Linked DNA regions of Homo sapiens: region 2 is linked to region 1. Evidence: chromatin loops called from intact Hi-C (ENCODE). Cell type or tissue: endothelial cell of umbilical vein. All regions are shown on one strand.

Evidence for each region. Hi-C counts contacts between places; a loop is a spot of excess contacts. Peaks named below come from ENCODE experiments on the same cell type or tissue, not always from the same donor. Only the 100,000 strongest peaks of a DNase experiment are listed, where the experiment ranks them.
Region 2: a loop joins it to region 1, with 5 times the contacts of the local background. A loop is called at or near these places in 2 of 110 quality-filtered maps.

Annotation. Positions count from the first base shown.
Region 1 is chr13:107,123,083-107,125,582 of GRCh38, reverse strand. No RefSeq gene overlaps it. Among named protein-coding and RNA genes, the nearest start is that of SNORD31B, 200 kb to the left of the region's middle. In endothelial cell of umbilical vein, a CTCF peak has its summit at 1,228 (motif pointing right); a DNase peak (open chromatin) is centred at 1,262.
Region 2 is chr13:107,202,330-107,204,829 of GRCh38, reverse strand. All of the region lies in intron 2 of NALF1 (NALCN channel auxiliary factor 1), which reads left to right. Among named protein-coding and RNA genes, the nearest start is that of SNORD31B, 120 kb to the left of the region's middle. In endothelial cell of umbilical vein, a CTCF peak has its summit at 1,489; DNase peaks (open chromatin) are centred at 1,539 and 2,039; H3K27ac peaks cover 1,520 bases.

The DNA.
Region 1 (2,500 bases):
GTTTTAGTAACAGAATGTTGGTAGCTGTAGGGTACAATGAGGTAAATGACAGTCAACTGATTTTTGCCCTAGACTTTGGTTATTAAGCACAAACTTGCTATTTGGTTATTAACCAAATTTGCTATAAGATGCCTTAACATGAGAAGATTCTAGGGCTTTATAAAAAAAAAGACATATAAAATCCAATTGGTTTTTATTTAGCAGTATGATTAGGACAAGGCTTTAAGAGTTGGTCACTACACCATCCAGGTGATCCTTATTAATGAAATGACCCAAATGTACAGTTGGAAACATCCTTCTGCAAGGATGATTGCAGACCCTACAAAATGTAAAATTTTCAGAAGGTGGAATAAAAAATAAACATCAACATAACCCTGGAAATTTTTTGCACAAATTCAAAGCAAATATTCCCCATCTGGATTTCCCTTTGTGCAACCATGGATATAAACCAGAGTAAAAGCAATCATTCTGTAATCCCTCAAGTCCTTAAGCAAAGAATAAATGTAATTTTCTTTTCTAGATACAAAAATATAAAAAAGTAAACTCTGATTCGGAGCAGGTGTCAACGCTTAAGTGGATCATAAATCATAATTAAATACAAACAGTGCCTTATCTCACCTTTTGATCTTGGTTTTTCATTTTACAGACAAGATAAAATGGTTAAAATCCCTGAATGAATTACGTTTCATTGGAAAATGTGCAGTTGTCCCTTCGGTTCTTGATGGAGATCAGAAAAATTGCAAGAGACTTCATCATCTGTTTACATATACTTAGGCACCGTCTTATGTTGATATTGTAGAATGAAGAAACATAACTCAGTCACAAAAGCATCCAAATTAAAGGCCTACAACTTGCACTTGAAAAACCAATTATGAGCTGCAACAACAGACCTAACAAGTTAAACAAATAAAATATAATGATTTACTTCCTCCTGGAGATGATGTGAGACTAAATGAGAAAAATTCCATTAAGTACTCTTTGAACATGTCATATAAATGCATGATATTAACAGCCATCATTATTTTCCCAACATTTTCTGGCTCATTAATTTATATCTGGATTTCAAAAGATTAATGCACCATTTTTAATTTTAAAAAGACATGTGAAATAATTATTTTTAAAATTAAATTGATATAAATTCGTGAAGGAAAATGTTCATTTCTAGTGGGTAGAATGATTTTTAAAATTTGGTTTCAGGTCAAAATTCCTTCTAGGAGGTGTTCTACCAAAATATATCAGGAGAGGGCAGTAATGTTTCATGCTTTAATTCGAATAGAGAGGAAAGGAATAGTCATTTCAATTTTTCATTGCAAATCAAAGCACAATTATAAGCTAATGTCCTATCCTGCCACCAACCTCAAAGGTCATCAGAGTATGTTCTATAAATGAAAAGAAATTGTTAGTTTTAATTACATGTAAAATTAGTATTGTATGCTCTGGTAGTGCCTATTTCTTTTTGGTTTACTCTTCATCTTTGCATTGAATAGGATATTGTAGGTGATACCATATCCTTCATGGATTAAATTCTATGGGTTGTATCACAGTTTAACTTGAATATCTGATTTATTGTTCTCATCATTTAAATCACTTGAAATTAAATTACTGTGTTTTGTATCTTCTGCATTTTTCACTGAAGACATTTAAATTTACTTGAATGAAATAAGACTTTAAAAAGCAATATTCAAAATAAAATAAAAAAAGCAATATTCAGTTTTTTGTAAATCAGGGTTTTTTTTACAGTTTAAAATGTCTGAAAGAACTAAAAGTTGTCCATTTTGCCTCGGTACTCACTCAGCTGAGTGGGTGAATTTGCATGTGTTTGAATCATGCCTCTCTTAGAATATTAAAAGTGGAGCACACTTAGTTCAAATGTAAGATGTTTTTGGAGGAGAAGTGTATTGATGTGGAAGAAATAACACTCTTGTGACTCTGAGGTGCACAGAGCCCAAGACAAAATTCTCAAGTAAGCAACGTATTTGGGGTCCTCTGATCCATTTGTGTACCAACACCCCAATTCAAATCAAATGTAGCAGAACCAGATACAGTGGTTGGAATTATGGCAGATGTCAGATCAACTCAGACAAGAGCTTTGTAACAATTAGAATAACTGAATGGAATGAAGGTTTCCATGGGAAATGAAGCTGACCTAAGCTTCAGACAGGGCATGGACAATCAGTGATTAAAGACTGAGGTATCTAATGAAGTGGTCATTAGGTGGTCTTTAAGTCATTTTGCAAATCCAGAAAGTTGTAAAGTCAACACATACTTGTTGAGCCTCTGCTAGATACAAGGCACTGTCTCTGTGGACCTCTGGTAACTTCATCATGCCCCAAATTCTAGTTTGGTCCCATCCCAGAACTTATGTTTGAAGAAATAAGCAACGAGTTTTCCTTTTTCTTCCAAACTGCAATTGACTCATATTTCTGAACACTTCTGGTTTCTGAATTTCATAAATAGGTACAAGTGATAAAACAGAAAATTGTAGAATGAATTAATCCTT
Region 2 (2,500 bases), 79 kb before region 1:
CAGTGTAGTTATAGCATCATTTAATCTCATACAAAATATTTTAATAAATATGTCAAAGTTTAAGGCAAAAAAGAAACGGGAAGGGAGATGGTATGCCCAGAATAAAATTTAAAAAATGAGAGTAGATTATAAAACCAAGTAAAATGTAGTAACTTCATATGTTCGTGACATCTTCTTCCATTAAAACATTGTACTTTTTGAGGTTTATTTCAGTTAATATCTTTAGGTTTGAGTTCAGATCATTCCTACTTAAGATTACTTTTTCTGAATTCTATATTCATAAAGATCCCAGCAGGTCAAGTTTGCCTTTGGCAAGAGAATGTATGTAGGGAATAGAGGAGGAATTAGGATGTCTGGATTCTGCCAGTAGCTATGAATTTTGGAAAATCGCCCCCACTGTAAGGTCTCATTGCCTCACCTCCACAAGTGGCTAAGAGTACTGAGCCCAGTGCCAGAACACAGTGCCCAGGCCTGCTGACAGCAGAGGCCCGAGCTAGATGGGACCCCATGTAGTCCAGCCTGGTGGTGCTTGCGGAGCGGCAGGCGCAGCTGCAGAGGAGAATGAGGTTTTACGCTTGTCTGTGTGGGGAGAGGAAGACAACCTGCCTCCAGCTCACCTGGGTGACACTTGTTGGAGAGCAGGGAGAGCTTGTGGGCGCCCCTCTCTGCCTCCAGCTCACCTGGGTGATGCTCGTTGGAGAGCAGGGAGAGCTTGTGGGCGCCCCTCTCTGCCTCCAGCTCACCTGGAGAGCAGGGAGAGCTTGTGGGCGCCCCTCTCTGCCTCCAGCTCACCTGGAGAGCAGGGAGAGCTTGTGGGCGCCCCTCTCTGCCTCCAGCTCACCTGGGTGACACTTGTTGGAGAGCAGGGAGAGCTCTGCCTCCCTCTGCCCCCCTCTGCCTCCAGGCATGCTGACAACTGGGCAGGCCCTGCATGAGCTTGCTCACCTCGACAGCCTTTGGGGAAAATTCTAACGTAGTTCAAGTTATCCTTCTGCTTCTCATTGCTACACCTTGCCTGGTCTAAGAGGAGAAATGAAATGCATCAGACCAGGGAGAGTGGAGAAAACCAAGCCAGGAGCACTTGCAGGGACGGGAGTTCAATCAGCCCTGAGAAGTGTCTGTGCTTCAGTGGTGGGTCCTGAGCCAGCTGCCCCAGGGAACCACTGAGGGCCCAGCCTGAGCCATGTCAGGGCCCATCACGATGTCAGGGGGCACCACGGGGATGGAGCACAGCACCTGATGGCTGTCCTTTTTGATGCCATTGAGGGAAGATGTCACTCGCTGACCTTGCACAGAAGTGACACCGTGTCTGGCAAATATTTTCAGGCCCTCTGAACCCTCTGGAAGGAAAGTCACCCTTTGCTCAAGCCAGACTATGCGCACTGCCCTCAGAGAGGCAGTGCCAGCGCCTGCACTGCTGAGCTGGTGAGTCTCTTCTTAGATGGAAGCTGAATCAAAGCATGTAGTGATCTCCTCTACAGCCAGGAGGCGATAACACACACCCGTGACAAAGGTTTCCCTGCATTCAACGTGACTGAGTGAACTTAGAACTACTGACCACACAGTGGCTGTCAAAGCGGGAAGCCAAAGGAAAGATTTGAATTCTGGAATGTCAGTTTAGGAAGAATATGGCCAAGTGAGATTTCCCAGAACAGGTGAAATCTTATTCAATGAGAGTATTTACCTATCTTGTCTGCAAGTAAGACATCTTTGTGAAGATGTGAAGAATTCGCGAATTCTTTGTAAGAATTTATGCCCACTTGGTAGCTGTTCTGGATACTGGACTAATTTGAACAATGAAATTATCCTGTGCAATTATAGATTCAGTCAATCTTAGACAAACCAAAATTACTGAAGTCATCTAGTTTGATGCCTTGAGGATTAACCACTCCCTCAAAACAAGCAATTGCAGAAACAAGAATAGCTCCACATTTCCTGGCTCTTAGTCCAGCATTTGTAGTGGAACAGGAAACGACCAGCCAGCCCATCCTGAAATTCATGTGTAAGCCATTGTTTCCTTGCTATGTACAGCTGGAAAAAGTCAGTCAGTAGGTTAACGGAAGGTGATCACGCCCACAGCCTGCTGTCTTTGCATTGCAAATCTCATTGTTCAACAAACATGTCCTGATTTCTCAACATCACACGTCACATTAAAAATGAATGTTACAAGCACTTTGGAACATAGACATTTTTCTGGTTAAATAAAGAAAAGAAGACTGTCTAGGTCATTGTTCTCAGGAAAATTTTTTGCTTAGATGGCTAATTTTGTCAGATTGGTTAGTGAGATTCTTAGGATGAATACACACACACACAAATAAATTAGTATAAAGGGTAAGAACAGAGCTAAAGTTTCTAAAATGTCTGTGTGAATATTATTATGAATCCAAATCACCTTATCCTTGTGTTATAGCTATTTTATAATATATAATAGATTGTATATATAATATATAATATCTATACCATATCAACATATATTTATATAATTTATACATCATTCAAA